Regions from separate parts of the Mus musculus genome. Here all the other regions are linked to region 1. The links are chromatin loops, found by intact Hi-C in ENCODE. Cell type or tissue: heart. All regions are shown on one strand.

Evidence for each region. Peaks named below come from ENCODE experiments on the same cell type or tissue, not always from the same donor. Only the 100,000 strongest peaks of a DNase experiment are listed, where the experiment ranks them.
Region 2: it touches region 1 in a loop (3-fold over the local background); 13 of 42 quality-filtered maps call a loop at or near these places.
Region 3: it touches region 1 in a loop (8-fold over the local background); 2 of 42 quality-filtered maps call a loop at or near these places.
Region 4: it touches region 1 in a loop (4-fold over the local background); 6 of 42 quality-filtered maps call a loop at or near these places.
Region 5: it touches region 1 in a loop (4-fold over the local background); 9 of 42 quality-filtered maps call a loop at or near these places.
Region 6: a loop joins it to region 1, with 4 times the contacts of the local background. A loop is called at or near these places in 13 of 42 quality-filtered maps.

The regions. Positions count from the first base shown.
Region 1 is chr2:20,517,874-20,521,873 of GRCm38, reverse strand. The region is part of intron 2 of Etl4 (enhancer trap locus 4); the gene reads right to left. Among named protein-coding and RNA genes, the nearest start is that of Gm17171, 190 kb to the right of the region's middle. In heart, a CTCF peak has its summit at 2,312; DNase peaks (open chromatin) are centred at 1,023, 2,173 and 3,293; H3K4me3 peaks cover 2,406 bases; H3K27ac peaks cover 2,265 bases.
Region 2 is chr2:20,664,458-20,668,457 of GRCm38, reverse strand. All of the region lies in intron 4 of Etl4 (enhancer trap locus 4), which reads right to left. Among named protein-coding and RNA genes, the nearest start is that of Arhgap21, 300 kb to the left of the region's middle. In heart, a CTCF peak has its summit at 2,297 (motif pointing right); no DNase peak of the experiment used is centred here; H3K27ac peaks cover 1,067 bases.
Region 3 is chr2:20,444,482-20,448,481 of GRCm38, reverse strand. All of the region lies in intron 2 of Etl4 (enhancer trap locus 4), which reads right to left. Among named protein-coding and RNA genes, the nearest start is that of Gm17171, 110 kb to the right of the region's middle. In heart, a CTCF peak has its summit at 2,065 (motif pointing right); a DNase peak (open chromatin) is centred at 2,881; H3K27ac peaks cover 496 bases.
Region 4 is chr2:20,613,926-20,617,925 of GRCm38, reverse strand. The region is part of intron 3 of Etl4 (enhancer trap locus 4); the gene reads right to left. Among named protein-coding and RNA genes, the nearest start is that of Gm17171, 280 kb to the right of the region's middle. In heart, a CTCF peak has its summit at 1,788; no DNase peak of the experiment used is centred here.
Region 5 is chr2:20,777,487-20,781,486 of GRCm38, reverse strand. Etl4 (enhancer trap locus 4) reads right to left here. Exons shown (of 22, transcript NM_001081006.1): 11 at 3,286-3,461; 12 at 415-545. Among named protein-coding and RNA genes, the nearest start is that of Arhgap21, 190 kb to the left of the region's middle. In heart, CTCF peaks have their summits at 1,509 (motif pointing right) and 3,340; no DNase peak of the experiment used is centred here.
Region 6 is chr2:20,671,357-20,675,356 of GRCm38, reverse strand. All of the region lies in intron 4 of Etl4 (enhancer trap locus 4), which reads right to left. Among named protein-coding and RNA genes, the nearest start is that of Arhgap21, 290 kb to the left of the region's middle. In heart, a CTCF peak has its summit at 1,908 (motif pointing right); no DNase peak of the experiment used is centred here.

The sequences.
Region 1 (4,000 bases):
CTCCATAATCTGGCCTGGGTTGACCTTTCAACCTGTTCCTCTTCCATCTTCCTCCCAGGTTCCTGCTCTCCCCTCTCCTGCTGTGCTTTTGGTTTATTCTCATCTCTGCTCCTCCCTGATAAATCTGTATAGTTTCACCACCACTCCCTTGTTCCTGTCTTATGTTCCCCTCTAGCCTTACTTTTAGCTAATAGAATCACCAGATAAACACACAGGATCTCCAATAAAGTTTGAAGCTTGAGAGCATAAAACACACTTTTTTAGTATAAGTCTAACCCATGCAATATGGAAGAAATACATATGCTTTAGAAATTACTTATTGTCTATCTGAAACTCAAAGTTAACTTAGGCACTCTGTATTTTCTTTACTGAATCCGGCATTCCAGACATCTGACACGTTCAGCGTTTTGCTTATGTCTTCATTGTTCACCTCTACCCCGCCCCACCACAACTTGGCCCTTAGAACATCAATCCAATAAAGGGGAATACTTTTCAGTCTTCGCTCTGCATCGCTGGATCCCGGGATGCTGGAACACTGACTGCTAGATAGCACAAGTTCAATATTCGTGGAGTGGATGAGTAAGCAAGGGGAGGCATCTGACCATCGCAACCTGGGACACAGCAATGACTTAATCCGGTTGTTTCAGGGTTAGTTCTTAAACTGGTCCCAAACTAATTGTTCCCTCTAAAAATCTGGCTCGTTCCTTTCAGGACAGGCCCAGAGGTTGGATCCCTGAAGTAAGAACCGTCCTATCAAAAGAGAGCAAGTTGGGGGCCTTTCCCAGACTGGAGGCCACCAACCCTCAAACTGCGCTCAGACAAGTGGACTGCCGCTCCAAGGCTCAGGGGTTCACTGAACATTTAGCAGGCAGGCTTCCTTTTCAGTTCTCTAGGGGATTTTTCTCTCCTAATTGTATTTTCTTCTGTCTGGCTTGGCTTTGCATTTTCAGTGTGGATGAGTCATGTGCTACTTCCTTTTTTCATTTTAAAAAACACACACCTTTTCCCTTGTGCATAATCCCCACTCCCACGCGCTGTTGTGCACAGCCCTGCACATCTTTGTGTAACTAACTGGCCCTTCCATGAACCTGGACGGGTAGGGAGGGGCGGTTCGAGATTGTGTGGTAGGTGCCCGGACAGTCTGCAGTGAGAGGGGCTGAGGAGCGCTGGCATCAGTCTGCAGCCACCCACCCTCCCGGCAAGATTTATTCGGAACTATATAAGGTTCTGGAAATTCCCAACGGAAAAGCCAAGTCTATTATAAACAGAATGTAGAAAAGAAACTGCCTGGAGAAAATACAGGAAAACTGTTTTAAGAACTCCCAACTTTTACATTTAAACAGAAAGCCCCAGAGTTCTATCTATCATCTAGATGCTCAATTACTTCCCAGCCGTTCAGGTCTGCAAAACAGAAACATCCTTAAACTCCAATTTAACTCTAAAGCGCCGCAAAACTTTGTAGCCCGCAAGAAGCTGCCCCCATGGAAACTCCTAACCAATGAATGGAACCACTGCGCCCGGGAGGTAGGTGTAAAATTGTCTTTTCGAACCTCCCGAAGCACCAGGAAATTATCAAATAGCTGCCGGGAGATCCATTTGTCATTGCTTAGAGATCTCGCACAAACTGCTTGCTCACTGTTCGACCAGTTTGACACCATGCACCACCTCTTCACCGACTTTAGGAAGATCTCACAAGAGACAAAGTAGAGCCAAGAAACCACAGCTCTGGGCTCAGTTTGAAAGTACACCCCACCCCCTCGCCCAACACACACACAAACACACACACACACACACACACACACACCACACACCCCCACCCACCCTCACACGCACACGCACACACACACACACACACCCCAAGAAGTAGACTTTTTCTGGCGCCAGGCGCCCGGTCTCCTGTTCTAAGCAGCGTGCGTGTAACTCCATCTTTGAGGACTGTTACTTACGGGGCATCTGTCTGCTGTCTCCGGAGGGAGGCAGGTTCGGCTCACATTTCTGGCCTTCGCTTTCTTCCATTGTCCCTGCCGGCCGGCCGGGCTTCTCCCTCTGGAAACTTCAGAGCGCAGTTCGGAAAGCTCGCAGAAAGCGCTTGGAAGGGGGCCCGGGGGTGGGGCGGAGGGGACTGGCGAAACCCCACCCCAACTAGTCTCCACTCCGGTGCAAAGTCTCCCTCGCCCGGGAAGACCGCATTCCAGCGCCCGGCCTCCTCGGCCCAGGTCCCGGAGCGTCCGCCACCCTCCTGCTGTCGCCAGGACTGGGGGCTGTGTCTTGTAGGCGGTGGCTGTCCCCGCCTCTGCCGCCCAACAGGTGACGGCTCTGCTGACCTAGGACGCAGCCTGCTGGGTTTCCCGGGACTCGCAGCTTAGGGATAAGGCAAACACTTCACACAGGACTAGGGACAGGAACTGCTGTTTCAAGTCAGGCCTAGCCCTCTTGAATCTCAGGAGCCCAATAGGCCCCCCAGATAGGCTGAGTAATAAGGATCGAACTGTCGAATCCCCCAAAGTTATGAGAAATCTCTTTAAAAGTTTTCTCTTTAAGGTAAGTATATGCTAAATGTGAAATAAACACTTTACACACAAACTCTGTGGGGGACTAACCAGCATCTATGAAGAAATAGTGCAGTCGCCTCCAGTGACTTCAATAGCTTTCTTACCTGGACTTTAACCCCTGCATGTTAAACCCTTTTCTTGTTATGATTTTTTATTCACCTTCCCTTTCTTGGACTCCTCCCCTCCCCCAACATACACACACACACACACACACACACACACACACACACACACACACACACACACGTGTACACACACACGTGTACACACCCACACCCACATCCATACACACAAACACTCCTCTTGATCACAAATCTGAAAAGCCACTTACTAAATCAACCTTCTGAGTCTCCCAAGCTAATTACTTAAAAACCTCTGAAAGGTAATTAAAATGTTTTTTCTTTGGATGGGCAGAATTACATCTGACAGACTTGTTCTCCTTTTAAACTACCTACAAATATTTATTTTGTTCACTACTCAGTCCTTGGAAAGCTGGCAAAGTTCCCAGAAAGTGAAACTAGGAGGCACAATGTCCACACACAGAAAGGATGGGAAAGGAATCTAAGCAACATTTGCCTCGGCTCCTTTAGAGATCTGAAGAGAATCCAATAGCTAACAGAGAAAGTGTGACATTTAATCTACAGCCTCAAATCATCTCAGGGCAGAGGACAATGGTCATCTTGCCTGCCATACCTTGACCCAATTCAAGCAGGACTGGACATTGATTTAGAACCGGAATGTGCACAGAACAATGGCTGGCCTCTGGGCCAGATTCTGACCTTGAGTCACCTGTGTGTCTTGGCAGCAGTAGGGACATATTTTGGCCATTTTGAACATAGAAATGCGGAAGTCTCTAAAAGACAAAAATGTGTGCCACAAGTTAAGGTATGAATGACACCCATGTTGGGGAAAGAGCCCCTCCATTCCTAATAGGATTTTTCTGGAAATCCAAGACAATGTGGAGGTCTTGTAGGAAACTCAAGCAGTGTCCTGGCAAGGGGAATACAGACCGTGTGTTTATTTTATATTTAAAGATTTATTTTTATTTTATGTGTATAGGTGTCTTGTGCCCACAAAGTCAGAAAAGGGTGTTGGTTCTCTCTAACTGGTGTGAGATGGTTGTGGGCCACCACATGGGTGTTGGGACAGACTTGACTGAAAGAGCAACAAGTGCTCTTTCTGACTGAACGAGCAACAATTGAGTCATCTCTCCAGCACCAAGGAGTAGGTTTACACAGCAAATAACTAGAAGTTTCCATGACCTTGCAACAGCAGCACCCAATGATCTTACCCAAGGAGGTCATGAAGCACAGTTATCTCCATACTCCTGGCTATTTATTTAGGTATAAGTATTCAAAAAGGGACACCCACTTGGTGGTACAGGCTTATAATCTCAGCTACTGAGGCAGGAAGATAGTAAATTCAAGGAGGCTTGCCTTTGCTACAGA
Region 2 (4,000 bases), 150 kb before region 1:
GCAATCTGTTTTATGATTAGCATACCTTGGAACATTGAGTCACAAAGGTCACATTCTCAAGCCTGGGCCTAAAGGCCTAGAACTTTGCTTTTACATTATACTTTTTCATCAGCAGCTTTATTCTATTTATAACTATCCAAACTTGAAATCAACAAAGATGTTTATCAGAGGGTGTCTTAGTTTGGATCTTACTGCTGTATACAGACATCACAACCAAGGCATCTCTTACAAAATACAACGTTTAATTGGGGCTGGTTTACAGGTTCAATCCATTATCATCAAGGTGGGAGCATGGCAGCATCCAGACAGGCATGGTGCAGGAGGAGCTGAGTTCCACCTCTTGTTCTGAAGGCAGCTTGGAGAAGACTCGATTTCAGGCAGCTAGGATGAAGGTCTTAAAGTCGATGCCCACAGTGACACACCTACTCCAGTAAAGCCACACCTCCTAATAGAGCCAATCCCTGGGCCAAGCATATTCAAACCATCACAGAGGGTGAATATGGATAAACTGACTGATCTAGATGATGGGATATTATTTAGTGCTAAAGGGAAATTAACTACCAGTAGCAAAAAGACATGGAAGAAAGTTAAATGTGTATTACTCCACTATTAATCTGAAAGGGCCAAAGTGTCTCTTTTTATTTATTTTTTTGTTTTTTGAGACAGGATTTCTCTGTGTAGTCCCAGCTGTCCTGAAACTCATTCTGTAGACCAGGTTGGCCTCGAACTCAGAAATCCGCCTGTCTCTTCCTCCCGAGTGCTGAGATTAAAGGCGTGCGCCATCACTGCCCAGCTAAGTTGTCTCATTCTTTTTTTTTTTTTTAAAGACTTATTTATTTATTTATTTATTACTTGTAAGTACACTGTAGCTTCAGATACACCAGAAGAGGGCGTCAGATCTCATTACAGGTGGTTGTGAGCCACCATGCGGTTGCTGGGATTTGAACTTCGGACCTTCGGAAGAGCAGTCGGGTGCTCTTGCCCACTGAGCCATCTCACCAACCCCAGTTGTCTCATTCTTAATGTAGGATGTCCTAGAAAAATCAAACTCTAACAACAGTGAAAGGAAAGCTCACTTGTGGTCAGGAGTTGGTGAGGAATGAAGGTTAAATGGGCAGACTACAGAACATCTTTGGGGCAGAGAAAATACTTTCTATTATGTACAATGGTGACTTCTCCTCACTGCCTGTCTGATCTAAGAGCATGCATAAAACCAACAGTACGCTCTAGCAGCAGCCAGGTGCTGTCAGTGGTATTGACATGGCAGGGCAGGGCTATCAGGTGGGCCACTATTCCTGGCCTAAAATGAACAGATGATAAAAATTATAGCCAGGTGTGGTGGCGCACGCCTTTAATCCCAGCACTCGAGAGGCAGAGGTAGGCAGATTTCTGAGTTCGAGGCCAGCCTAGTCTACAAAATGAGTTCCAGGACAGCCAGGGATATACAGAGAAACCCTGTCTCAGGAAAAAAATAAATAAATAAAAAATAAAGATCAAGGTAATGGACAAACTGATGCATTTGTATCAGTAGCTCTCAACTGTCCTACTGCTGCAACTTTTTAATACAGCTCCTCATGTTGTGGTGACCCCATGCCATAAATTATTTTCATTCCTACTTCATAACTGTAATTGTTGCTGCTGAGCGGTACCTGAATTCCTAGGACCATCAGAAACATGTGTTTTCCTGTGGGTGCTACCCACAGGTTGAGAACTGCTGATCTAACTGATAATATGTTAGGCGGATTCATTAAAATTTTCAACTCTAGCCGGCACGCATGCCTTTAATCCCAGCACACGGGAGGCAGAGGCAGGCGGATTTCTGAGTTTGAGGCCAGCCTGGTCTACAGAGTGAGCTCCAGGACAGCCAGGGCTACACAGAGAAACCCTGTCTTGAAAACGCCCCCCCCCCCCATCAATTCTGACCAATATGACAACACAGAGATACTCAAAGACACACAGCGCTTCCAAACAGCACCAACAAGGGCTTACTTACAAGGCCATGACTCTGAGGCTGGGGTGGAGGTGGGGGTGGGAGGGGTGGGTATAACAGCTACACTTGTAGTCCTCTGTACTGGGACTCGGGACTGTGCTTCTGTGCATCTTGTGTTAAATAAGACCAGACACAAGGGGATTTCTTTAATCAAGGCAAGGCTGAGTAAGGACCTTGGAAAGGAGAGTGCATGTGCAGGCTCCTGGTGACTCAGATTTTCCCTCCATTCCATAGGCTCAGCAACCCCAGTCAATTGTACCCTGGGCACTAGGTGCATCCCAGAGGAAATTCCTAAATTGGCCACAAGGAGGAAGTCGAGGGCAGCAGTAACATTGCTGACCCAAAAGCCCTCATTTTCTGAGGCCACAGCCTCTCTTTTGACCAACTTCTTATGTCTCTCATCTCCTGTCCTCTCCTCTTCCTGAGTCCTTTTGTTTCTCTCCAGAAGTTGGAAAATTCTATGCTAGTTGAATTCACTAGGTAACGGATTGAACCTCTTGACTATGGGTTTATAGGCACTCTGAAGAAAAACTGGCTTTAGACTGAGGCTGAGCAGTTTTCACAAGCACAGGGAACCACAAATGTTCACTCAGTAATCCCTTAAGCAAGACTTTGTTAGCCTCTTCTCTCTCTCCGGGAGGAGGGGTTCCCCTGCAGGGCAGGTATCCACCTGCAAGGCCAGCTGCCCTGACAGCCGAAGGAAATTCCTCCCTTGAAGACAAAGGGTCCATTATCCAACAGGCTCCGTTCCCAGGGATAGATAGGGGAGGCACACAGGAGTTTCTTATCTTTACTTTATTTGGCAAAACAGGCGGGGGGGGGGGGGGGGGGGAATCTTCACAGAGACCTGACATCCCCAACCCACCCCATTTCCTGCAAAGCACAAAGGAGAAATTCCACTGCCAGCCTGGCTCTTGCCTCAGGGATGACTGTGGCTAAAAGAGCACAGTGCTCTTTAACCCACATGGAAGCTGCAGGCTGGTGACAGTAGGAAGGCTCTGTCTGTCTTCCCCCTGTCCTGAGCAGTGTTCTCCCAAGTTGTATGCTAGTCCCTGGGGTCCCAGAGATAACACTGGAAGATGCAGCTAATGAGTGAGATCTGGGGTTCATACGTCCTGATTCTGTGACTTAACTGCCAGGCTAGAGAAACACACACACACACACACACACACACACACACACACACACACACACAGAGAGAGAGAGAGAGAGCATTCCCTATGTTCTTCTTCCGGTGGTGATGGCACATGCCTTTAATCCCAGCACACAGGAGGCAGAGGCAGGTGGATCTTTGTGAGTCCAAATCCAGCCTGGTCTATAGAGCTAGTTAGTTAGTTCTAGGACAGCCAGGTCCAACACAGTCCAAGCTGATTTCAAATTTACTCTGTAAGTCACTCTTACCTCACACTCAAAAAATCTTTCCGACTTAGCTTCACAACTACTGGGATTTCCAGTATGCATGATCACACCCAGCTTGAAATTCAGTGTTAAAAAATGATACTGAGTGCTTGCTGCTGCTAAGCACATACAGTAAGATTGGAGCAGCAGAGACTTCAATAGAGCCTCTCGCCAGCATGGAGTGCAAAGCCACAAATGGTCTGTATTTTACAATAATGATTATGTCTTATGAATAACAGGAATGCTGATAAGAAGACAATAGAAATGTTAATCACCCCAATGCATCAGGACCCTCTGTGTACTTGTGACATCACAATGTACCCCCAAAGTACATGGAATTATTAGATCTTAGTTTAAGATTTAATTGGAGATGAAATAATAAAATGGTAGGTGTCCTTACTTGATCAGAAAGTATCTTTTACATACATACGCCATTTACATTAGCATACTCCACACTGAACCTTATATACGTGTCCAGTTAGAAAGCAAATGAAGGAAAGGCTAGAGAGATGACTCCACAAGTTGAAAAAAGTTGCAAGCCTGATGGCCCGGGTTCAATTCTCAGAACTCACATAAAACCCCATGTGGTGGGTGGCAGGCGTCTACAATCCC
Region 3 (4,000 bases), 73 kb after region 1:
GCACGCAGTCAACCACAAGCTGGGAGTTTAGAGCAGATTAACTTACTACCACTATGAGGTATATACATTTATCATTTCTTTTCTATTAAAAAAAATAGCTTCCTTGGTTGCCAGTGAGATGACTCAGCTTTCATGCCTTGCAATCTAGGATCCATGTAAAGGTAGAAAGGACTGACTAACCCTAAGGAGATATCCACATGTGTGCTGTTAAACCCAGGCACCTAGCATTATGCAACAACAACAGCGGCAGCATGAACAGCAATAATAGCAACAACAACTGTAGGCATAATGTTACTGTGTACTGTGTAAAGATTATCCTTGTATAATTCAAATGCTGATTTCTGTGCACCCATATCTGGTTGGAATCCTTATTGGGAAAATCTCCTGTCTGAATGTTGTGTAAGTATTGCCCCCATTTATTCTTGGATCAGTTCAATAAAAGCTGATCCGCCTGTGCCTGAGCAGGGGAGAGAATAGGGTGGAAGGTCCTCCTAGCCAGCGGAGGTGGACAGAAAGAGGAATGGGAAGGTTCACCATGGGGAGAGAGTCTAGAAGATACCATGGGGAAACACCTGGATCCCAGAGAGTCAGATCAGTGCTAAAATGCAAGTATCTCTGGGGTTTTGACTGGGTGGTAGCCAGATTAGTTTAGAGGACTGAAATAGAGTAATGCCGCCCAGTTACCCTTAAAGCTTGTTAAATAAATATAATAACCCAGTCTCAATTATTTGGGAGCCAGTTAGGTTAAGAAGAAAACTGCAGTAAACATTTATAAAATTGCTACCACTAAACAACAACAATAGCATATTCAATTTTTAAGTAGTTTTTAGATACACTGAAATTTTCAGTCAATTGCATGTCATCTTGAGAAGACCTACCATCATCTAGAAGGTAAGGCTCATCAAATGACTCCAAGTACCTTTCTTTTGGGCACATTTGTTTTTGAAACAGGGCTTCACTATACAACAATGCTTGACATGGAACTCACAGAGATCCTCCTGTCTCTGCCTCCTGAGAGCTCAGCTGCACATTTGTTTTGAAATGTTTTTCCTTCGGAGGTAGAGAGTGAGTGACACTGAACTGTCACCTCCCACCAGGGTTCAGCAGGTAAAGATGGAACCTGTTGAGTATTCCCTGATGAACATGTCAATCAGGGGTTTCATAAAGGTCAGACTGCATTAAGTAAGGACTCAATTCCGTCGGTGGGAAATGGAGTCAGGTTATCATTTTGTTTGTTTGGTTTTTATTTTTCAAGGCATAGTTTTTCTGTGTAGCCTTGGCTGTTCTGGAATTTGGTCTTATAGACCAGGCTGTCCTTGAACTCAGAGATCTGTCTGTCTCTGCCTCACAGGAGCTGAAATTAAAGGCATGAGCCACCAAACCTGCCTCATTTTAGTGAAGACTTTTATAAGTCAGATTTTCTTTACAGAGTGAAAAAGGGCAACTTCTGAGTTTTTGACTAACGACCAAATGCTTGGAGAGGTGTTTAGCAAGATACAATCTTTTTAACAGAGGTGCCACTTTATTGCCTTTTTCTGCTATATGACCATGGGACAAGCATGTCCTTGAAAGAAGGCTCCCAGTAGAATCCCACCAGGATGGCACCCTGGTCTTGGATTTCAAAGCCTCCAGAATCCTAGAACAAGAGAAATAAACTTCTATTGTTTATAAGCAATAAATACAAATAAATAAAAAGAAGTATGTCCAGGGGTTATTTGCTTAGCCCCCTGTACAGTACATCTTCCCTAACTGAACACTTGCAAGTGTGACAAGCAATCACACACCTTACTGCGAGCAACACTTCTGTCTACTTTTATTTTGTTGCACCACTATCTTTAATTGATAAGTACTTTCTTGCTGCTGTGGCTGTTGAGATAGGCTGACCTCTAGCTTGCAATTAGCACGGACTGACCTTGAAAACATGGTTTTCTTGTCTCCACCTTCCAAGTGCTAGGATTGAATACATGTATCTTCAGCAGAAGAGAGATGTGTTAATACCGTGATAACTGTTGTCACCAAATCTACTAATAGAATTCATCCAGGCAGATGTCGGTGACTGCCTATAGGGGGCACTCTTAAATGACTGGGTCAGTATTTGAACTGAGGTCAACTACATTCCAAAGTGTTGACTTTAATGGCTTATACAAAGATAACAAGAAACCACAGGCATTTTTCTAGCAAGGCTAATTTTATCTGGTGATAAATATGTTAAAACACTGTATTATAATAAATAATGAAACACAAATTTGCTTTTATGGAAATCAAATGTTTCTTTTTTCATAATGACCGCCAGACTAACTCTTATAAAACAGGTAATCCCTTAATTTCACAACTTAAGCATCTCACTACAGCTAGCACTCAGTGCCTAGATGTGTTTGTGAGCAGGGCAAGTCACAATGAATAGGACTCAGATGAACACACCACATTGTGCTTGACCAAGCTGCTCACACGTGTAACTCTGAACTTTGTTCATGCAACTGCTACAGATGGGTTGGAGTCTAAGATGCAGGAGGTGCAGACACAGGCTCTTAGATTCAGCGCACGTGAAACCAGGCTTGTATTCCTTCTCTGTGCAACTTCAAATAGCGCAATCTAAAACTTCAATCTCAGGCTACATCAAATTCCAAAGTATTCTTTGATCTCTAATGAAAAATCAAACAACATGATAATCATTAACTAAAATAAGTCCCCTACTTACAAACCCTTTGTGTTTGCTGCTCGGTCTAGGATTGGGACAAGAAGCAGGATGTATAAACTGCAAAGAATCTGAGCAAGGAAAGAGAGAGGTGGAGCTGACAGAGACAGCAGAAACGCTGAGGTCCTGGCACCCTAAAGGGCTGGCTAGAACTTACGGAGGAAGGAAGCACGAAGCACCTAAAAATAGAAGCGCTGTAGGAAACTGTCCACAAGATACTGGATTAGCTATTGTGTTCCAAATCCTGCCATTCCAACTGCCATTTATAAAAAGGCATTGTTTTTAAAATTCACCACGTCCTTCCTATCTGTTCACCAAGGACGCCGGTTTCACATCCAGCTCTGGTTGACGGTCCTCCACCAGCCTTTTTTCTTTTCTACTATAAAAAGGCGTTCTTGGATTGCTTACACTTACACATTAAGTTCATAACTGTTGCTGTTCTCTTTGCAGCCAACCGTGGAAGCATGGGGGAGGTGATGCGGCTTTTAAATATTAAAAGGCACATCCTAGTCTGGCAAGATTCTGGCTCAGCAAGTAAAGGTCCTGGCTGCCAAACCCAGTGACCGGAGCTTGATCCCCAATACCCACAGGGTAGAAGGAGAGAGTTGACTTCTACAAAGCTCTCCCCAACTCCCTCATGCATGTGGGATATTTGTTTGCCTTCACATATACACATGTGCACACACAGTATAAAGAAATGCAGTAAAATATTTTTAAAACTAAAACGAAAGGTACATCCTTTGACGCTTAGTGGGACTCACCCATACTAACTGTTTCTTAGTATTTTTTGCTTTACAAAAAAGTTAAGCAAATACTTTCTTGCTCAGTTTTTCCAATATTAATATTTCTAACATTAATCCATGATTGGAAAAATGAAAATAAAGCTTTGAAAATTGAACCTCTTGCATTGGAAAAAAAAACCGCTTCAAAATTGGAGTGGATGATTATAAACAGAAATCCTTTGACAACACATTTAATTCGATTTATCCTTTTTACTATGGCACTCTTTTTATTGTCACATTTTTATCTAGATTATAAGGATTTTAAATCCTATTCCACAGCTAATGAACATGCATTTAGTTTTCATAACATCATGTCAACATTAAGTTGGCTAAGAGTAGCTTGGCTGGGGAAAGGCCTGCCTGACCAGAACTCCTTCCAAAGAGACCAGCAGTTCTCTGAGTTAGCTGTTTGGCAATACGGGACCATGTTATCCTGGAAAGAGTCATTTTGTCAGGAGTCAGCACCGGCCTACAGGTTGTGTTGTCAGCACAGGAAGAGAACAGGCTTGTCAACAAGGTGGTC
Region 4 (4,000 bases), 96 kb before region 1:
ATAGGCTTGAATGTGGCTTCTACCATTTAACTCTCTTGAATAACACTTCTCTGAACACAGGATATGAACACCTCTTCCAGGCCTGCTTGCAATTCTTTTGTATATTTAGAAAAAGTGGGATCATAGGGTACCTCTATTTTTATTTTCTTCTGCTACAGTAAATGCTCTCTTTATTATATAGATGTTCCTAGTTAGCTGATAAGAATAAGAAAGCAGATATCCAGTGCTGGGCCTGGTAGAAATTACAATCCCAGTGATTCAGTACATGGTGATCAGCACGGAATGCTGCTGTCTTAATTAGGGTTCCTATTGCTGCAATGGAACACCATGACTAAAAAGCAAGTTGGGGAGGATAGGGTTTATTTTACTCACAGTTCCATAGAACAGTTCATAATCAAAAGTAGTAAGGGCAGGAATTTGGAGGCAAGAGCTGATGCAGAAGCCATGGAGGGGTGCTGCTTACTGCCTTGTTCCTCATGGCTTGCTCAACGTGCTTTCTTATAGAACCCAGGACCTCCAGTCCAGGGATGGCACCACCCACAATAGACTGGGCCCTTCCTCATCAATCACCAATTTAAAACAAAATGCCTTACAGCCAGATCTTATGGATGCGTTTCTTACTGAGGTTCCCCCTCACATGACTCTGGCTTGTGTCAGGTTGATATAACAGGAGACCAGCACAGTTGCTTGGTTTCTCTCAGGAAGATATGATGACCAGATACAAAGACAGATGCTGTGGTACTAACAAGTCTGCCTTGACGGAGTATTTACAGTTTAATATGGACTGCCTGAAAATAACACTTTAGCCAAACAAGAATGGAATGCTCAAGCCAGGATAAGGAGAATGACAAAAGAAAAGAAAAGGAAAGAAAAGGAAAGGAAAGGGAAGGGAAGGGAAGGGAAGGGAAGGGAAGGGAAGGGAAGGGAAGGGAAGGGAAGGGAAGGGAAGGGAAGGGAAGGGAAGGGAAGAGAAGAGAAGAGAAGAGAAGAGAAGAGAAGAGAAGAGAAGAGAAGAGAAGAGAAGAGAAGAGAAGAGAAGAGAAGAGAAGAAAAGAAAAGAAAAAGCTTTGGGTCACCCTTTAAAAACAGTCCATCCACTCCAAGATCTTAATTCTTAATTGTTTACAACAGAGCAAAACAAAAGCAATCAGTGTGAAGCAGATGATGTCTATGTGTGATTAGTCAGTCAAGGGCTGACTCATGGTTGCGGGGTAGATAAATAGCCATTTATTTTTCCTTTCATATCTCCATGCATGAAGTGTAATTACAGATTTCTTTGCCTTTTCGGTAATGTGAAATTAAAAACATAACCTTCTTCGAGTGTAGTAGGTGCCAAGTAGTGTTCTGTATGAAACACAGGCTCACTGATTCCAACCACAGGACCTGCTGGGAATCGCTGCTTTTACCTGATGAAACAACCAGTTATGAGCTACAGAGGAATTGCAAATACTCTAGGGTTTGATAAGCGTGATTATGCCACTTTTTCATTTTGTCACCCTGTTGTATCATTAATCTTGGCTTTAGTTATCTCCGAGAAACACTCTACTCAAATGTTCAGTTTAATGAAGTTGGATATGTGAATTTTCTTGCAGAGAAATTAATTTCAGCAACTGCCAAGAGACTTACAGTGCTTTGGCAAAGGCTTGTGACTTTAATGTTGGCTTGTTGAAACTATGTTTCTGGCCACACACCATCAGGCAAGCTCTCTTTTGTGTCCGGTTGCTAGGACTTGGTTCAAAGTAGTAAAGCACAGCCATTCTTCAGAAAGGCCTGTGTGCAGTTCTCATGCCTTCCACTAGGGTGCACTCCAGTCCCTGAATTTTTTCTATCTCTTGTTCAGGGCATCATTATGTGGCCATAGATTTTTTTTTTTTTTTTTTGGATATTACCTCAAGTGGTGTATACAAACCTACTTTATTTATTGTGTTCCTCAACTCTAAAACAAGATCTCCATTAGGAAAAGCAAGCAGGGGTAGGGAGACACTTAACAGATAAACGCACTCTCTAGCAAGCCTGATGACCGGAGCTCTATCCCAAAAAGAACAGATTAAAAAAGCCAGCTGAGGCCTCTTTGATCTGCAATCCCAGCACCCCACCTTGAGATGGGAGGAGACAATACAATCATTCAAAAGCTTGGGGACCAGCTAGCATGGAATACACAGTTCAGCAGAAGCAAGAGATGCCATTGTCACAACAATGAGGAAGGACTGAACCCGTTCCTGAAAATCATGTGGCATATGCACACACACACACACACACACACACACACACACAAAGTATGTAAAGAAAAGCACACATGACAATATTTTATCACATCTGTTACCATGCTGTCTCCTCCCTAACATTGTTCCTTTTGCATTCTAATGATGTATAGTAAGCTACCTTTTTCATGGTTGCAAATGCACATTTTTTAAATTATATAATGAAGACACACTAAAAAAAGAATAAGAGAAAGAAAGACAGACAGAAAGATCTTTTTCTAGGAAAGAGAGACAAGATTGAAAGTATTCACCTCATCACACATCATACTCAGCTGCTCCCGATATCGATTTGGTGATCTGCTAGCAATGATGTTCAAGAGAAGCAGACCCCCAAAAGGACATGGACACATGGACAACCCCATCAAAGAAGCTCTGTGTGTTCAAGGCCAGCATGGGCTACATAAGGGGACTCTATAGATAGGCATTTGATCAAAGACCTGGCCAAGTTGACAAATGATAGTACCCAAAATATATCTTCCCTTGAACTTATGCGGTTATATTTTCAAACAGCCACTAAGTTATTAGTTCATAGGTATGAATTCATTCTCTTTGTCTAGGAACATGCATGGAGAATGATAGGAACAGGGAAGGCCTAGAGCTTTTCAATCTATACTCTAAAAACTAGAGATCATATCGTATACTAGAGTCCACCAGGGCATCCACATACTAATTGCACAGTGATCATACATGCATGTTTTAAAACGTAATTCACAGTTCAAAATGCAATAATTCTTATTTCTTCATTGAAACCACTCAATCCATCTTCCATGACAACGCTTCATTCTCATCTTCTCTCTTCCTCATTAATCTCTCCCCTGAGGTTCCTTTCTTCAACAGGAGATATTATGACTTTAGCTACATCTAATTTTAATATAACAATAAAACTAAACGTTGCTTAGAAGCTCTTATCACAAAGCATGGATTTAAAAAGTTTTTGGTAGAAAGCATTTATTTTTAACTTCCACTCTTCCTAGAAAAAGCCATTAAAGTTAGGGTCCCCAGCATGGCGACAAGTGAGCGAGCCACTTAACAAATAAATCTGACTCAGAGACAGTAATGTAGAACACTGCCTCTAAGGCGGGGCCTGACAGTTCTTTCACGACATAAACAAGGCCCTACAACTCATCTCCAGATGCCACCATGCTATCTCTAACTGATGCCTGTTCGCAAAAGAAGCTGCTCTTGTGCCTCTCTTCCTTTCTTTCGCTTTCCTTTGTATTCTGGGTTGTTTGTTTTATTTGTTTATTTGTTTTCCAAAGAGGGGAAGAAAAAAGAAGGCGTGGAGTTAGATGGGTCGGGAAGGAGGAGCTGGGAAGAGATGGGGGAGGAGAAGCCGTGATGAGAATAGATTCTATGAAAATCTTATTTTCCATAAAAAAGTGTTAAGATAAATAAAAGTGTTTACAAGAAGAGCAAAACCCAAGCTCTAACAACACATTTTTTGAGGCAGACATTTCATTAAAATGAGCCTCAAGGCCCTAGTGCAGAGTTCAATGGTAGAGTATTTACCACACACACATAAGCAAGCATCGTGAACTGCAAAAAAATATAAATATGTAAAAGTGATTCTTGAGGTGGCTAGATTTTCATGGGAACAAACTTGAGTTGCCTCTGCCAAGGATTCCACATTACCCAAATAGCTAAGACTGCAGGTGGCTTAAAACACAAATGTAATACTGTATCACAAAAACTAAAGGTAGGACTAGTCACACACACACACACACACACACACACACACA
Region 5 (4,000 bases), 260 kb before region 1:
AGAAGTCTTGAATGAATCTTTTACTGTTTGAAGGATTGTTTATTTATTTACATGTCTATTTGAAACAAAGTATTACTGTTTCCCTAATCTGGTCTCAACTGACTTTAAGGGATCCTCCTGCCTCAGCCTCCCAAGTAGGATGGGATGGTAGGTCCAGATTTGAAAGCTTCTTCGGTTTTTTTGGTTTTTGATTTTTTTTTTTTTTTTTTTTTTTTTTTTTGGTTTTTCGAGACAGGTTTTTCTCTGTGTAGCCCTGGCTGTCCTGGAACTCACTCTGTAGACTAGGCTGGCCTTAAACTCAGAAATCCGCCTGCCTCTGCCTCCCAATTGGTGGGATTAAAGGTGTGCGCCACCACCGCCCAGCTGAAAGCTTCATAAACATTCCAAGCAACACACTTCCAGTGGAAGGCTCACCTTTGAGAGTGGCCACAGCTTCTCCCACTTGTCGCAGGAGGAAAGCCCCATCTTCCACATCTTTCAGGGTCACCACTCTGCCAGTGGAGGAAGAGTCCTTCTTCAAGTCCTCAACAAAGTCCTCCAGCTCACTGTGGGGAGGCAGAGAGCAGATGGAACTGAGCATGGAGGGTCTCAGAAAGGACACGTGCAGGAGCAGGGGCTCTCCCATTTTCTGCTGTGTCCCAGCCCTATCTTAAGCTTCCAAGGAGGAGGTGGGAGCACAGTCGATAGTAGTTTGCTTTGCAATATTGCATGGCTATGTAAGGTAGCAACGGGAGAGCTCTCCCGTGTCTGTCATTTGTGGTTCAGATTGGTCCCGGGTGGGGGTGGAGTGGGCACTTGATACATTCTTAACTTTCAGTTGTATTCATGCCAGCCAAGAGAACAATGTGCACACTTGGTGACCAGGAATGGAGGGAGAGAAAGACAGAGGGGAGAGAGTCCTGATAGATTAGGATGGAGGCAGAAGATGGGGGCTGGGGGTAGCCTAAGAGGGGGGTATGAACCAGTACTACAGTGAAGTGTGTTAGCTCACTTTAGACAACCAGGTTTCTCAATTTTAGTACCTGACATTTTGAACCATATAGCTTCATTTTTAGTGCAGGGCTGTCTTACACAATGAAGGATGTGCATCCTTGGCCCCTTCCTGCTGAGTAGCAGTAGCAAGCAATCACAAATTCCAATAATTTGTGACACATGTGAATGTCCCTTGACATGGTCAAATATCCCTGGGAAAGAGAGAGCAAAACTGCCCTCAAAATCCCCTAATGGATAGCCTCTCTCTAGTGTACCTGACTGTCCCATCATTAATGACTGTCTCTCTTCTCTCACAACTAAGAACTTAGAGATCTGATTTCTGGAGGGAGGGAGGGACGGATGGAGGGGTTGGGATGGAGAGAGAGAACAGATATCAACTCCAACACAGCCAAGTTATATTCTTCCACTTGAAACAACAAAAACAATTTGCCCAGATGTGTTTGTATCCTTTCAAGTTGCCTGCAAATTCAAGAGAAAGCTCTTAAAGGACGAGGGTGCTAAGAAATGCAAGACCACTAGGTGGCAGTAAGTGAATGGCGGCTGTACTTCCTGGCGCCTTAGTGGAGGAGAGGATGGCCTCACAAGACATGGGCCCTTTCCTCTAGGTGAGTGAGTAGAAAGGAGCTAATGCAGCCACAGGAGGGAGTCCAGCAGGGCAGGACATACATTCAACAAGGATGAAGTCACACGTGACACATCTGACCTCTTCTGAGCAGGGGGATGAAGTATTTGGTGATGCCAGCCATTCTGATACAGAAATCTCTGATGAAAGGATGCCCCGTTAGGGTCTGCATCTGTTAAACACACCTGGTGTTAGGTGAGCATACCTACAGGGCACATGCAGCTGCTGCTCCTTGGGGTGGAGCTGGGCCAATCCTTGTCAGACCTCTAAATGGTCCATTGGTGAGGGAGGTTCCCTGGTAGACCAAGCAGTCTCCTGCATTCTTTCAGGCTTTGATGAAGCCCTTCCAAGCTAAGACTCCAGGGCCCCCAGTTCCTTCAACCACCCACAAACTGGTCAATATGCAAATACTCCTCCAAGGAGATGTTCCATGACCCAAAGCCACTCCATCCAGATAAACTCCTATTTTAGTTTCTCTTACCCAGTCTGCCTCCTGCGCATCATATCCCTGCAACCCAAAGTTCCCCAAACTCTGCTCCCCTTTGACGGGCAGCAGGGAACCTCTGACACCATTATTCTGCCAATTCATGTGCTTGTGATTCCTATTTCGAGCTCTGAAGGCCACTTTTATTAATTCAGAGATTGAAAAAGAGACAGTGCTGCTGAAAATGAGTGCAGACGGCCTTTTGAAAGTCATCAATGGGCTTTTGAAATAGGTAGGCTTTGCTCAAGAAGACGTCAGACATTCATGGGGCCTCCAGATTTCAGCATGGCCTTAAGCTGCTTTTTATTCTGCCTTTGTTGAAAAGAAGCCCATTGTTTGTTAAACTGAACTTAGTCTGACTCTTATTAGAAGCTGTTATTTCCAAGTAGAAAACCATGAAAGATATTGACTCATTTTTTTTTTCTGTTCTTTAATCCCCACTTTCACTCCTCTGTCCTCATGTTCAGAGGACCCAAGCCTAACAGTTCTACCAGAGTATTTCTTTTCTGGAATTTAGAAGGAAGGGAAAGGGACAGAGAAGGGCCAGCAAAGAGCAGGCGTTACTTCTCAGTAGCCCTGAGCCAGGTTCTAGAATATCTTACCTAAGCTCGCTCTCCTGTCATACGGATCCACCCAGTTACCCTAGTCTATGTCTGTTTAAGGTATAAGAAACAGATATGATAATATTAAGGAGATATATATGTATTCCATAACTTTTAAATTAGTGTTGTGTGACTGTGCATGCAGAAGGCAGAAGACAACTTTCTAGAGTTGGTTTTCAGGGTCTATTGTGGGCTCCCATGATCTTACAGTCTTTGCAAGCACAGCCTAGACAGGTACCAAGCAGGTCTCCAAAGCAGGAGTATGACCCATAGAAGACACCAAGCCAAGGAGAATGATACCGTTCAACTGTGAGATGTGATTAGGACCATGGACCCAATTCTCCTGCCAATCCCCAACCCTGTGGTTTTCTAAGGATGCCCCACATTTTCCTGGCCCAGAGATATACTGTCATGGGGCCTGCTGAGTTTCCCAGACCTTAAAGGAGGGACAGTTGGGACAAAGATACCAGGCTCAGCAGATCTCTAGCTTACACAATAGGTGCTCATTAAAGAGAGGGAGAGAAATACCAGCTAAGAAGGTCACCCTGTGAACAAAGACAGTTTTTCTCTTCAGGGTGACTCACCATAACTTTTTGACAATCCGCTCTTCTTCGTGGAGGTACTTCTGTCTCTCTTGCTCCACCAGGGTGCGCTGACGCTGTACCGGATCCTCTAGTCTCTTCATGGTCTCCTTCACTTTGTTACTGATTTCCAGCTCAGCCTTCTTCATCATCGCCCTCAGAATCTCCTGGTTCTGCAGCTGTTGAACAAAAGAAATCAGCCTCCATTGGCTTCATCTGTCTGCTATCATGAAGCCTGAATGCCCTGCAGTCTTCAGAAGTGGGCACAGAGAAAACCCACAGCTGAATCTTTATTTCAGTAAGAAAGAGAAGAGAGCAAGGACTGTATACAGGACTGTATACAGGATTGCTTCCTCAGAGAACGGCTAAGTTTTATCAGGCAACTGACAGCTGAACTTCTGTGCCTATAAAAAAGGTAGAGTTTTTTCTAGTCTTTGGCTGCTGTTACACACACACACACACACACACACACACACACACAAACACACCACAAACTCTCACAGACGATTTTATAGAGAGGAGTCAAGAGTACTAGCATTGAAAGCCCAGTGATCAACCAGGCCTTCAGTCCTTGTCTCCCCCCAGACACTTGGATAGGCTTTCTTGCTCTCCGTTTCGCGTTTCTCTCCTGATGTAGAATCTGCTCTCCTTGGCAGAGCTACTCTGAGGTTCTTGTAGATCCTCAACAACCATTGGGTTGACAGGAATTTTTCAGAAT
Region 6 (4,000 bases), 150 kb before region 1:
CCTGCTCAATGCTCGAGACTACCATGTGCCTCATCTGTGACCCACCAACATTCTAACGGAGCGCTCACATCAACCAAAACTGCCTTCCAAGTCAATGTGTTTCCTAGGCTTGCCTGCCTACAGAGCCATTATGGAAGTGTGCGGTCTTGGTTTCTTTACTGTTGCTATGATAAACAGTGACAAAAGGTGAAAGGATTTATCATGATCTACAACCACTGAAAGATTCAGTCCACCATGGTGGGAAAAGCATGCCAGCAGAGGCAGAAAACTGTCTAGTCATGCCGAGGAGGTAGAGTGAAGGGATGGGGCAGCCCTAAAAGGTTTCCGCTCTGCACTCAGGGACCCTCTTCTATCAGGCCCTATCTCCCAAAGATCTCCCCAACTTCCCAATTAGCCTAGGATCACACGCTCACACCTAGGCGTTTATGTGGGAGGTATGTCACAGCCAAACTATAAAAGGCATAGAACTTAATAATTACTCTGAAATCCAAAAAAATCAACTCTAGAATATCAACCCGAGTTTTACCAGCATAAGATTTTTAATATCTAATTGTATTTTCTTTGAGATAAGACCTCCCTGTGTAGCTATGCCTGGCCTGGAACTCAAAGAGTAGATCAGCCTGAACTTGAATTTATATAGATCCTTCCTCCTCTATCCCCAAGTGCTGGGGTTAATGGCTTATGCCACCATGCCTGGTCGACTTGCGTAGGTGCAGACGCATCACGTGGCTACACTGCTTCTTGTAAGCATATTCATCCCTAGTTGGATTTGGTGCAGTAAATCTATTTGTAGAATCTGTCCACGTTTCACTCACCTCATACTGGTTCCCAAGGCACAGCCAGTGGTGAGCTTGAGTCCCTGTGCATAGGAGTTCTGAAATAGTCACACTGGAGGCTCATTACCAGCCCCAAATCCACATTTTATTTAAAATATTGACTCAATTTTTCCCCCAGGACATTTATTTTACCAAATGTAAGAAAACTAAACGCCAACATTTTTCTTTTTCATTTAAATCTTTTCATAGAATATATTTTGATCATATTCTTTACCCTCCCCCAACTCTCCCAACCTATCTATTCACCCAACTTCACATTCTCTCTCCTTCTGTCACAGTCTCTGTTCCTGTCTCGCTTTCCCTCTCTCCTTTCTTTGTCTCTCTTTCCAAAACAAAACAAAACAAAATAAATAAATAAATAAATTCAAACAAACAAATCAAAAAGTGCACTGAAAAACCAAACGTCATTTGTCTTGACTCAATGCTCCTGGGCATAAGCGACCCTGGAGTGTGGCTGATACACCCAGAGACACCTGGAGTGTGGCTGATACACCCAGAGACACTGCGTTAGAGAAAGTCAGTTTTCCCTCTTCCAGCAGGCATCAAGTACAAATACATCCATGGTTGGATTAGCACTTTGCATATACCCCTCCTCTGTGCAGGGATTTTGTCTGAGTTTCACTCACACACTCTCGTGTGCCCTGCCACAGTCTGAGTTCATAGGTGTCTCAGCTCTGCTATGTTTGGAAGATGTGGTTTTCTTGAAGTCGCCATCATCTCTGTCTGTTACAATCTTCCTCCCTCCTCTTCTGCATGGATCCCTGAGCTCTTAAGGGAGGTTTTGGTAAAGTCGTCCCAATTAGGGCTGTGTAAGAGCTACCATTTTTGTTAACCTAAAGCAGCTTGTTTTATAGAGGAAATTTTTTCATGACTGTATAACTTCTCTTTCTTTTTTTCTTGTTGTGCAATTCAATATATTTAATGTCTCCTGGGCTGTGTGTAGAGTTTTACTTTATTTTAACTATTTTATTTCACCTTTTATTTTATTTAGCATCAGGTCATGTCATGAAATTGTTATCTTTGAGAAAGCAGGAGGCTGCTACTCAACCCACTTGCAGTTCACTGACCAGCCTCTAGATGGAGGCAGTCTGCACCTAACAGTACTTGGAATGAAGCTACAACAGCAACACAATATGTAAATAGAGAAAAACCAGTCAGCATGCAAGTGCAAGCAACGGAGTCGGCTGCTAGTTAAGGCCAATACAAACTTATCAAGTGGTTTACAGAAATAGTAAATTGGATTTTTACTGTAGAATGGGCTACAGCAGAATCGGCCAAAGCAGGAGCTCCTTGCCATTCCGGGCAGGTGTAACCTGGTAGGAGCTGCCAGCAGTGTCCCAGTACCTGGCCACACCAGATCGTCAGTGCTATAAAAATGGACACCTAGTACCCGAACCACACAACCACACCAACCTAGCGATGGATGGGGACAGCGGCAGAGGACACTAAAAAAACCTGAGAACATGTTCAGCTGATGTGCCACCCAGCACTCAGACCCTAGCACATGCAGTGTGGTGGGACGACCCATTTTCCTGCCTCAGCAACAGAGTAGGCACACATTGAGGAGATAAGAGTGTGCAACTCACACCCTCACCTTAGCTACCCACTGCACTACTCAGGTCAGGGCCTTGAACCTGACTCTCTAGGAAACACTCCAGGACTTGCTTTAACAGTGGCCAAGATGATCAAGGATAGACAGACCCAAAGTTATTCATCTGCTACAAAGCACTCTTTTTTTGTTTGCTTGTTTTTCGAGACAGGGTTTCTCTGTATAGCCCTGGCTGTCCTGGAACTCACTCTGTAGACCAGGCTGGCCTTGAACTCAGAAAGTCTGCCTGCCACTGCCTGGCTTATTGTTTTTAATTAAGTGGATTCACATGTTTCTGTGTGAAGGTGTGCAAACAAGAACACAGGTGCCCATCCATTCTGGGAATTCCGAGCAGTGCAGACAGTATATGCTCCCAATCGCTGAGCCATCGCTCCAGCCCAATACAGCACTGCGTTGCAATCACTGACAGTACTTGGGAAAACAAATGTCGAAATGCTTTAGATATTAGGCTCCAGGTGATGGCTCAATGGGCAAATCACTTGCCAAACAAGTACAGGAGTCTGAATTCAAATTCCCCAGACCCACGTAAAGGTTGCGAGAAGTAGTATGTATCTATAATTCCTCTGCTATCACAAGGAGATGGGAGGCAGAGGAGAATTCCCTGAAGCCTGAAGGCTCCAGGTGGTATGGTACACACAGTAGTGAACACACCACACACACTCACAAACACACACGCGTGCACTTGCACGGGCCTGAGTCCTTTCAGTCACCACCCCACACTGGTGGCTTCCACCTTTGGAGATGGCTGATTTCTCCCCCCTCTCCCCTCCCCGGTCTTGCACCAAGATGCAGACTCTGATTCCCTGGACCTCTGTTCTTTAAGTCACCACAGGGAGCAATCACCATCAAAGCCAATGCCTTGCAGTAGAACCGCCATAAACTCAGCAATCCACCCCCACCTGATGAATTTGGTCGTCATCTGGACTAAACCCTTCTCTACTGTTTTAAATGGTTTTTGGTTTTTCAGTCTATATTTACAGATATGCAGGACCTCTGCCGGGCTTACTCAGGGCTGCTCTCTAAAGCAGTTCTTCTGGAGTCTGGTCCACCTTCCAAAATCTGGCGGTACCCAGAGGAAGCTGCTGATGCAGTTCTTATTTTCACAGAGCCTCATTTGCAAATTCCTGAGGGCACACGGAGGGGTGGGGACATCTTGTGGCTACTCCTTCCCCAAAGGCCAACTAAGGAGCAGCCAGACACCAACCCTACTTTCTCGATGCTGCATTCCAGACAGGCACCATGATTAAATGGACACCACTCCGTCATTAAACGGCAGACCTAATATCAGTGGGGTGATTTTTCATGGAAATTATTTAAAAAAACCAAACTCTACGGGACAGTGTTTTTCACATTTGTGGGAGGGAACTAGCTTTCTTTTAATCCTTTCTAACCTCTGAAAAGAGGGTGAAGGAGAAATGTCACAAAGTTCTGTTGAGAACTTCAGCGAGTGAGTGTTTACTTAGATGGCTGGAGCACCTGACGGAAGGCAAGTCTGAAGGAAAGCTGAGGGCATCGGAACCTGGCTGAGTACATTTCTTTCTTGGTGCTGCTGTTT